Regions from separate parts of the Mus musculus genome. Here region 1 is linked to region 2. The links are chromatin loops, found by intact Hi-C in ENCODE. Cell type or tissue: heart. All regions are shown on one strand. Each heading gives the region's core, and the rest is flanking DNA. Links, peaks and the distances in the headings are about the cores only. Region 1 overlaps Pakap (paralemmin A kinase anchor protein). Region 2 overlaps Pakap (paralemmin A kinase anchor protein).

Evidence for each region. Hi-C counts contacts between places; a loop is a spot of excess contacts. Peaks named below come from ENCODE experiments on the same cell type or tissue, not always from the same donor. Only the 100,000 strongest peaks of a DNase experiment are listed, where the experiment ranks them.
Region 1: a loop joins it to region 2, with 2.4 times the contacts of the local background. A loop is called at or near these places in 1 of 42 quality-filtered maps.

What each region holds. Positions count from the first base shown.
Region 1 is chr4:57,687,861-57,693,236 of GRCm38, forward strand. It overlaps Pakap (paralemmin A kinase anchor protein), which reads left to right. Exons shown (of 11, transcript NM_001384150.1): 5 at 556-670; 6 at 1,663-1,684. Among named protein-coding and RNA genes, the nearest start is that of Gm35099, 65 kb to the right of the region's middle. In heart, for the core only: no CTCF peak of the experiment used is centred there; DNase peaks (open chromatin) are centred at 461 and 2,291.
Region 2 is chr4:57,774,409-57,779,784 of GRCm38, forward strand. The region is part of intron 7 of Pakap (paralemmin A kinase anchor protein); the gene reads left to right. Among named protein-coding and RNA genes, the nearest start is that of Gm35099, 22 kb to the left of the region's middle. In heart, for the core only: no CTCF peak of the experiment used is centred there; no DNase peak of the experiment used is centred there; H3K27ac peaks cover 262 bases.

The sequences.
Region 1 (5,376 bases), core at 310-5,309, 86 kb before region 2:
CTGCTGTCCAAATTTTCAGTAAAATCTTCTACATACATCTCTGTGAATTATCTTAGAGGGGAAATTAGAGAAAATAAGACAAAAAGCACAGAGGCTTGGGTGGGTTTGCGTTGGGTTGTTCTTCTTGTACCTCTCCTCTAGAGCCCAGAGAAGACCTGGTAACCTTGGCCTCAGAAAGAAGAGATCCAAAGAAAAAAGATGTCATTCTGAAATAGCTAGGAGATTCTGAAGCTTTTTCCTCTTGACTGTATGTCCTGAGCTATGTATACACAATCCACCTCCGAATAAGAAATATACACACCAGCAAGGTAGTTGGGGTGCCAGAGCAATGGCCATGAAGCAACGGAGCCAATCCTGGATTGTTTCCCTTTGATCAGTGTCTTCCTGGCAACAAAGTTGGATGCACAGGATACTCTGTAATGGAAAAACTTTGGCCTTGTTTCTCAGTGTAGCGAACAATGAACGTTACAGGTCGCCAGCAGGAAGGTGGCTGCTCACTTGCCAGTGGCTAGCAGGACAATAAAGCATCTTGTGTTCTGTTTGTGTGTCTTCCAGGCTGGAGCAGGAAATACAAGCGCTCGAAAGTGAAGAGTCCCAGATATCCGCCAAAGAGCAGATCATCCTGGAGAAACTGAAGGAGACGGAGAAATCCTTCAAGGACTTGCAGAAGGTGAAGCAGAAAGAGAAAAAAAAGCAGAGTTTCTCTAATCCAAATCAGGGGCGGTCCTCTAGGAAAGGAAAGTGGTTCTCAACCTTCCTAATGCTGAGACCCTTTAATACAGTTCCTCCTGTTGTCGTGACCCCCACCCATAAAATTACTTCGTTGCTTCTTTATAACTATAATTTTGCTACTGTTACAGTCATAAATAAATATCTGATATGCAGGATATATGATATAGGACCCCCAAAGAAGTTGTGAACCACTGGTCTAGATGGTAGCCAGAGAACTCTGAAAAGAAGACAGAAGTGCAGGGAACCGACGCGCTATTCCTGCTGCAGAGTGGCCTGTCTTCATTAGGAGGCATGGGGACAAGTCTATTAAATTAATCCCATTTATATGCGGTTGCCACACCCATCCTTCCCCAGTGTCTGAAAAGTCTTCAAATTGCGCATTCGAATTGCAAGGCCTGTTCCTATTAAGCAGATTAGATGACCTAATGTGGCTTTAATTAGAATTTGCCTTTCAAGTCTTTCCTTTATGGAAGCCCTAGAGGCAACATTGTAGCAAATGGACAGGAATCCTAAAATACAGGGTGTAAATGCACGGAAATCCCCCTAACAAAAATAAATGGCTGTATGTGGTAACATCCAGAGAGACCTTGAGGCTCTGAGTTTCTCAGGACCACATTCTCAGTGATCAAAAAACAAACAAATACCCTCAAACCCCAAACATATATAAAATGAAATTCAAGATGGGATCCCTCTAACAGTACATCTTCATCACGACTCAGAAGAGTTGCTGGATGATTGAATTTATCTCTCAGTAAATTGATTGACATTCTGTGTCAATTGAGAATATCAAATCCTTCACTGATCCCAGGAGAAAAGTAAGCTTGGGTCTTGCCTGCTGCTGGCCAAGGTCTGGGTCTGTGTTTTGGGGGCTGGGAGTGGGGCATGCCTGCACAGGCACAGTGACGCTCTGCCCTGCTTTTGTCTCCACAGAGTTTCTCCACTGCTGATGGAGGTAAGTGCACACTGCCCCGGCTGTTCTCGGATGCTTTCCTCCTGGTCCTCGGAGTGGTTTTCATTTATACAGACTCACCAGGAGACAGATGTGAAGGGACACTTCCTAAGGGCATCCCAGGCAAGGGGCAGCAACCTAGCTGGCAGCGCCCTAAGAGGTCACATTGCCGTCTTTTCTGCCTCTGCCTCTTGACTTGATGCTCCTGTTAGCACATTTGCCAGCTCTCGGTCCCATGACCTCAAACACTTGCTGTCTGGACTTTTCTTGAAAGGGGTTGGCAAAAGAACATGCTGGAGTCAGAACTAAGTCCCTTGCAGGAACGGACCCATCACCCTCAGTAACAAAGTCACATCAGAGGTGATTTGCTGCTTAGGAAAACTTCTGCGACCTGTGGAGCTCTCTTTGCCCTCCTTTCCTTCATCCTTCCCAAACTATTCTAGAATCTCGCTAGCCTTCCAAGGAAACTGGGCTAGGAATAATTACCCTCCCTGCCGTGACATCAGACCCTGAGCCCTGGAAAGTAGGAGTAGGACTCTAGTCCCCATAATCCCAGCCAGACAGGAAGGGACAGGTCCTTTTCCTGTCCCCTCCTCTGCCTTCCTGGGCTGTGGGGATGAACTTGGGACTACACTTCCGTGCTTCACTGCATCCCTTGACCTCAGCTACGAACTCAGAGTTGTTATTTTCATTTGGCCCTCACTGGTTGGGCTTGGAATGCAAGGACACATGGGAGCATCAGCTGCTACCCGCGCCTCTTGTGGCTCTCACACAGTCAGCCTCTAACCTGGAAGAGGATCAGAGGCCAGAGGAGTTAGCGCCAGAACATTTCCCATTGTCATTCAGAACAAAAGGGGGGATAGTTTTTAAAAATATAATGACGTGTAATACATTTCTTCTGGATCAACCACAGGCCAGACATTTGTATGTAGGACAGTTCTGACTGGTGCAAAAGATAGGCCAAATAAAACCTCAGAGAAGGTATCATGATTGTCCCTCCAGCGAGTAGAAGACCTGGATTTGAGCACTCATGTAGGTGATCTTTGAGGGGACATAAAGGAAACCTTCTGTTCTCAGAACCCGTAGCAGGAACACAGCAGCAGGAACTCTGGGAGAAAAGAACCAAGCTCATTTCTAGGAGAGAAGCCCAGCTCCTCTAGGAGGTGGCTCAGTTGAGGCTCTTCTGTGCTTTGAAAGTGGGAAACAGATGAAGGGGTGGACTCGGGAACCAGGGAGCACTGCACATGGAGAAACAGAGTTTAGAGGATTGTGGAGGTGGAGTCACTGCCTGGCTGGGCTGGGGCTGGGCTGCAGACCCACAGGTACTTGCACCTGCAGAAGGCTTGCTGTGCTTTCCTGCTGTGCCCCTCCCCCTCCTCCTTCCTCTAACCAGTACCTTCCTTGGAAGGCATCTGTATGTCCTGCCTCTGATCGGGGTGTGGCTGGCATGGATGCCTGGGTGGTCCACTACTCAATCAATAAGCCAGCATGGAGCCATCTTGCCAATTGTTACCACCCCATTGTCTCTTTCATTTGCACCTCCACTCATTTCCCCCTGTAGCCTTCCCACTCACTGTATTCTCTGGACCCTGCAAGCAAGCATTCACAGAGCTAGAAGGAATCCTGGCAAAAGAATTTGGAAGCCTAAAGCTGGGTGAACTCAGGCTTAGGAGGGTCTCCTGGGATCCATAGAAGGGATGGCTGTGGTCTAGCCTGTCCACATTGTGATTCCTAACCTATGTGGTTCTCAGTAAGCCTGAATGACTTCTCCGTCTGTTGTACTTACTAGCCAAGAAAGAAGTTTGAAGAAAGGCACACACGCTAATAAGACTATGATCAATGTCTAGGTCATTTTATAGTCTGAGATAAAACCCCCAATGTGTGCCAGTTGGGGGACTTTGAGAAGCCTGGTTTTGTTTCATAGATCCTAAGTTCTCATGAACACTCTGAGAATCAATCAACTCTTGTTATTAAGGCTTAGTAAGAAATTATTCTAGAATGATACTGAAAGAAAACCTTAGTTTCAGAGATATGTTGACTACAGAACTGAGTTCTGGCCTGGACTAGATAAACTGTGTAGATTCTGCAGAGTCAACCACAGCATCCTATACCTAATAGTGTTGAGGAGGAGGAGGGTGAGTGTGAGTGGGAGTGTGTGTGCGTGTTTGCAGAGTCTTTGATGGTTTTTGATGACAACACCTTGGTCATCAGGAACAGTTCATTCCACTCTTGATTACAATTTCTTGATCAAGCCACAATGTGCCCCTCCTCTTTTTAAATAACATTGTTACTGACCTGAGCCTTCAGCCTGCTTATGTGCTGTTCTTTTGGTGCTTTGTCTGAGTATAAATTGCATATGGTATGTGCTTTAATTTTATTTCTGTTGCTGTGATAAAATACCAAGCCCCCCCTCCCCCAATCAACTTAGAGGAAGAAGATTTTATGTTAACTCACAATCTCAGGTTACAGTCTGTCATAGTAGGGAAGTCAAAGCAACAGGAATTAAAACACCCACAATCAAGAGCAGAGAAAAATGAATGCATGCTTGCTTATTTGAACTCTGCTGCCTCTCTTCATTTATTTACACTGTCCAGGGTTCCCTAACTAGGAGATGGTACCACCCACAGTGGGCAGTTCTTCCCACATCGATTAACATAAGGCAGTCTCCCAAGGGGCTGGAGAGACCGATTGCTCAGCATTTAAGACTACTTCTTGTACCTGGCAATAGTGATGGCACACGCTTTTAATCCCAGCACTCAGAAGGCAGAGTGAAGCTGAGCTTTGAGTTCAAAGCCAACCTGGTTTATAAAGTGAGTTCCAGGACAGCCAAGACTACACAGAGAAACCCTGCCTCAACAACAACAACAACAAAAACAGAAAGCTATAGAGGTGGAGGGAAAGAAAGAAAGAAAGAAAGAAAGAGAGAGAGAGAGAGAGAGAGAGAGAGAGAGAGAGAGTAAGGGAGGGAGGGAGGGAGGAAGAAAAGAAAGAAAGAAGAAAGGAAAGGAAAGGAAAGGAAAGGAAGGGAAGGGAAGGGAAGGGAAAGGAAAGGAAAGGAAAGGAAAGGAAAGGAAAGGAAAGGAAAGGAAAGGAAAGGAAAGGAAAGGAAAGGAAAGGAAAGGAAAGGAAAGGAAAGGAAAGGAAGGGATAAAAAGATTACTTGTTGATCTTGCAAAGGACCTGGGTTCAATTCCCAACACTCACAATGTGCCCTCCAGTTCCAGGAGATCCAATATACTCTTCTGAATTCTGGGGCATCAACCATATATGTGGCACACATAGTTCATGCAGGCAAAACACTCATACACTTAGAATAAAATAAATCTAAAAAGGAGACGGTTAAGACAATTCCTCACAGATATGCCTGCAGGCCAACCTGACCTAGAAAAACCTCTCACTGAGTCTTCCCAACTGATTCTACATTGCATCGAGCTGACACTTAAAGTATCCAGCACAGCATGAATCTTCCGCTATCACTGTTCCAATATAAAGCCTTGGCCAGAACAAGCAAAGGAACTTATGTGTCCCGGGCCTTTCCCAGTTTTGCTATCAGATACTGATCTTAGATTCTTCTATCCTAGTCTGTGGTATGCTGAGGCCACATGGAAAACTCTATGCTGTGATTGGGAAATCTCAATGTTTGATTACTTATTAAGTTACATTTTAAGGAGAGTTCTCACAGGGCTGCCCCTCTA
Region 2 (5,376 bases), core at 135-5,134:
AGCAGGGCTCAAACCCAGCTCTCTTCTCCTGGCTCCTTCCCTCCCCTCCCCTCTCCCTTCCCTCCCCTCCCCTCCCCTCCTCTCCCTCTCTCTCTCTCTCTCTCTCTCTCTCTCTCTCTCTCTCTTTCTTTCTTTCTTTCTTACTTTCTTTCTTTTTTTCCCTGGAATTTTTATCTCAGCTCTAGCTGTAATATTGCTGACGCTCTGATTTGCCCTCAGTCACACAAGGGAGAAAAACAATAAAAAGCACAGGCTTGTCACAGGAGCACAAGACCAGCCCTGCCCTGCCTCCCAGCACGTGAGCACCCTACTCTACCTCCTCTGCACCCCTATCTTATCTCCGCCTGCCTATGAATTACTTAGCATCCAGGAGCCTCATTTGGGAGCAGAGGACACCGGGCTCTAGGAGAAATGATAAGATGAAAACTCTTCTAAGACAAGATGTTGTCTGTCTGGGTTTACTTGTTTTTGCTGAAGTGTGTTCTGTTCCATTTTATGGCCTTCAACCAGTAGGTTGCTGGGATTCTAAACCTGGAAAGCTTACATCTGTCAACTGCAGTTTCTTTTTCCTTTTAATGTTTGAAAATTAGATTGATTGTGTGTGTGTGTGTGCTCCCGAGAGTGCACACGTGTGCACATGCCATGAACACACATATAGAAGTCAAGATAACTTATGGGAGTCACTTCTCTCCTTTTACTTTGTGGGTCACTAGGATTAGGCACCAGCCATCAGTCTTGTTGGTAAGTGACTTTATCTATTACACCATATGTTGCCAGCACAACTACTGTGGTTTTAAAGTGATTTTGGACTAACCATGGTCCCAATCTGACAAGGCCTAAAAACAAACAAACAAACAAACAAACAAGCCCAAGAAAAGAACCTTTTTTTAAAAAGTAGTTTGTGTGTGAGGCTGTTTTGCCTATAGGTATGTCTGTGCACATGCCAATGAGGCCAAAAGAGTGTGTCAGATCCTCTGGGCCTGGAGATATAGGTGGTTGTGGCTTGATGTGGATTAGAGAACTAAACCCAAGTCCTCTGCAAGAGCTACAGATGCTCTTACCAACTAAGCCAGCCCATTAAAAAAAAAAAAAAAATCAACGATTATTGCCTCTGCAATAATCAGGGCAATAGTCAGGATTGTTAAGATTTTTAAATGTCAATATAGTCTTCTATTTCCCCTGCTACTACTAAAAACCTTCACAGTTCTTTCTATAATTTAACAGTCTGTACTTAAAAGTTCAGAGGGAGGGAAAAACTTGGAAATTACTAAGAAAACCACAGTTTCTTATTTTGTTTTTCTAGGACTCAAATGCAAGGCTCTGTTTACACTAGGCAAACACTCTGCCTTCTGAATATGTTGCCAGCCTGTTACCATTACAAAACAAAGCTGGGCTTGCTAGTGCAGGCCTTTAATCCCAACACTTTCCAGGCAGAAGTAGGAAGATCTCTGTGAGTTCAAGGCAAGTCTGATCTACATAGGAAGTTCCAGGACAGCCAAAGCTATATAGTGGGACCCTGATTTAAAAGCAAACAAACAAGCAAACAAACAAACAAACATAACAAAACCCAAAAACCAAACACTGACTATATTGTCACATGTCTGTAATTCCAGCACTTGGGAGGCTGAGACAGGCTTTCCAGGAGTTTGAAGCTAGTCTGGGTTACAAAAGAACAAGCAAAGCACCAAACCCAAGACCAGGAGAAGCCCACCAACACCTCCTATTGCTACTTGTGCAGGTCCCCTCTCCTCCACCGTCCCTTTTTGGACAGAGTTTTCATGCAGCCCAGTCTTGCCTTGAGCTCACTTGCTATGTAGGAAAGGATGACCTTGAATTTCCGATTCTTCTGACTCTGCCTCCTGAGTGCTGGGATTTCAGGGGTGCACTATCATGCCCAGTTGACTTTTATTTATTTATTTAGAGACAAGGTAGCCTGTTACCTAGATTAGCTTGAAAGTCACTAGCTTCAAATTTGAGATCCTTCTGCCTGAGCTTCTTGAAGGCTAGGCTTATATGAATGTGTGTGTGGTTGGTTGATTGGTTGGTTTGGTTTAGTTTGAGACAGGGTTTCTAGTAGCTCAGACTGGCTTTGAAGTTGCTATATAGCTCCTATCTCTGCCTCCTAAATTCTGGGATTACAGGAATGGGCTACTATAGCTAGTTTAGTTTATTGTTTTCTTTTTAGGAGAAAGGCTAACTGTGCTCAGCACAGCCTGCCTGACCCGGAACTGCTCAGGTTGTCCTTGAATTTCCATGAGTGTGCCATCCATCCCAGGTCCAACGGTGTTGTGATTAGCCACATGGGCCACCTCACTTGGCTTTCATGGGTTCGTTTTTAAAAGAGCCATTTTAAAAGGTTGAAACAAGTTGGTTGGGATGGTACAAGCCTTTAATGCCAGCACTCAGGAAGCAGAGGTAGGCAGATGTCTATGAGTTCAAGGCCAGCCTGGTCTACAGAGTGAGTTCAAAGACAGCAGGGGCTGAACAGAGAAACTCTGTTTCAAAAATATAAAACAAAACAGCTGGGCGAATGAAACCAGTGACCACTTCCATGTATCAGAGTTTGGCAGAAGAGACCAAATGTGAGGATTCAGGAAAAGGAAACAAACATGGAGTAGGTGGGAAAGAACTTCTCCGGGCACAGGAAGTGAGAAACCCTGGAGAGAAAGCAAAAGAAAGGCAAGCATGGATCCAGGCTTGAGAGGAAACATGGCCCTGGAGCCAAGTGTTCTCAGAGGAAGCTGTCCCTGTCCTGTTTGCTTCCCTCCCCCTTCCTTCCAGGGGAGACCATGCTCCCCAAACCAGGTTGTAGGCAGCATCAAATGCAAACAAATCCAGATTCCTGGATCTAGATCACTCAATACATATGTAACACATGTAACACACGCTCACACATGTTCATACATGTGCCTTCACAATACACATTCATATGCACATGGAAACACACACACATGTCACACACATATACACATGTGCACGTGGGAACCTGTCCTAACCTTTTAGAAGTTAGTTGTTTTTCTTTCTTTAGGTCAGGATTTTGTTTTGTGTTTTGTTTTTTCCTGACATGGTCTCACTCTGGCTCCCAAGAGTTTATTAATAATAAAGTCCTGGCCGGCTGGTCTCAGACTCGTGACATCCCTCTAGCCTCAGCCTCCCAGATTCTGGGATTATAATCCTGAGACACCACATGCAGCTGTTTTCTTGTTTGTTTTGAGAAAAGGCCTTGGTGCATCGTCTGGACTGGCTGTGAATTTGAGATTCTCCTGTCAAGAGATTCCTGGATTCCCTGGCTCCAGAACAGTGATCTTGTTTTAGATTTATCTTTGTTTTTGTGTTCATCTGGTGGTTCTAGAGGGAGATGGGGAGTGAACAGCTGCTTCAAAAGGCTTGAGTGAAGGCTGATCCTTCTCTATCAGGGAAGAATAATACATCAACTAGGACTGCAGCTTCAAGTCAGGGAAGTACATGAATCCACTCAGAGATTCCCTCCTGACAACCAGGTCATCTCAATTAACTCAGACAATCACAAGTGACAAAAGCCACAGCCAGTTTGTCCTCACTTTTTTTTTTCCATTTGGTGGTGGTGGTGGTGGTGATGGAGCAATAGGGTTTCCCTATGTAGCACTCAGGCTGACCTCAGACTTATTAGGACCCCTCCCCAAACTGATGCTTTTCACCTCAGCCCTTGTTAGAAGGACAGGATGGTAAATTCTCTTCCATTGTGGACAGTTTGGCCTCTTTGGATTTTCAGATCAGCTTTCTGGGACAGTCTCAGGTCTATTTGTTTGTTAGTATGTTTGTTTTTGTTTTTGCTTTTTTAAGACAGGCTTTCTTTGTGTGGCTCTGACTGTTACTCTGTCGCCCTTGAAACTCAGAGAGCAGCCTGTCTCTGGGATGTAAGGTGTTTGCCACCACTGTCACATGGCTAATCTCGTGTCTTCTTAAACTTTTCTTCTTTTAGCTTGGGTTACCTGTTCACTTCCACAGCTAGGCCATTATGGACTTAGTTCATTTTGCTCAGTTTGGGTTCTGTTGGCCCATGTCTAGTCTGATGGCTTGTCTATCACTTTCTATATCTTATTTCTTGAGTCCCTGGATGGCCACTCCTGCCCAGAGTGTTGTTTAAAGTGCTCCAACAGCTGAGAGGTGTCACAAAAGAAAAATGTTCACCTAGTTTGTAGTGAAAGAAATCTCACCTCTCCCTAAGACACAGCAAAACCCCTGTGGAAGGCTGCCTACCACGGAGGGCCATCTGTCCTGGACAAAGTAGGGCTTTCACAAGCAGGTGACATTTATTCCTCCAGGTTGTTTCATCCATGGGAGTGGGAGCTGTTTATTTTCACTAAAAGGCTGCTAAAACACATCTAGGAGCTAGTTGTAAAATGCTCAGCTTAGCCAAGGTATGCTACAAAAAGATTGCACCATGCATCAGATCTCGGGACAGAGACTTATGGGGGGGGGTGCTCACATACACACATTAAATAATACCAAAAATAAGTTTAAGCATGGTTACTGCTTCAATATTTTGAAAAGTAACATAAAAGTTTTCTAATATAATATCAGCGTGTATTGAACAAGTTTTATCCTGGCAATGTTACTAGCATTTTAGTTTTTTGGTTTTTTGTTTTTGTTTTTTGTTTTTTTTTTTTTGTTTTTTTTTTTCTATAGAATGCTATAAACTTGAAAATTAAATAGAACATGGACATTGCTTTGGAAAATAAATAATTCATCATTTAACTCAATTCTAATGATGAAGCAAATCTCAATCTCTCTCTCTTTGAGACAGGGTTTCTCTGTGTAGCTGTAGCCTTGACTATCCTGGAACTCACTCTGTAGACCAGAACTCACAGACCAATCTCTTCCCTCAGCCTCACAAATGCTGAGATTTAAGGTGTGGGCCACCACTGCTCAGTAATGAAACAAATTTCCTTAGTAACTTTTATGCTTACTCTAGTTTAGGCATGTACGAGGAGAGGGAGATGATGAAATACTTGCCAAGTTGGGGTCTGTATAGAACATCACCTCTGCTTTGATTTTGGAGGCCTTCTTTGTCTAGTCTGTGGGCTGTGAAATAAATACCTCCCCAAGCATACTTCTTGCAGGGAGCATTCTCATGTGATACTGATGTATTCAAAATAGTTCGGGATGTAGGGCACCCAATGTCTTTCTTTTTCTTTTTCTGTTTTCCTTCTCTTCCCTTCCTTTCCCTTCCCTTTCTTTCCTTTCCCTTCCCTTCCCTTCCCTCCCCTCCCCTCCCCTCCCCTCCCCTCCCCTCCCCTCCCCTCCCCTCCCCTCCCCTCCCCTCCCCTCCCCTCCCCTCCCCTCCCCTCTCTTCTCTTCTCTTCTCTTCTCTCTCTCTTTCCCAAGACAGAGTTT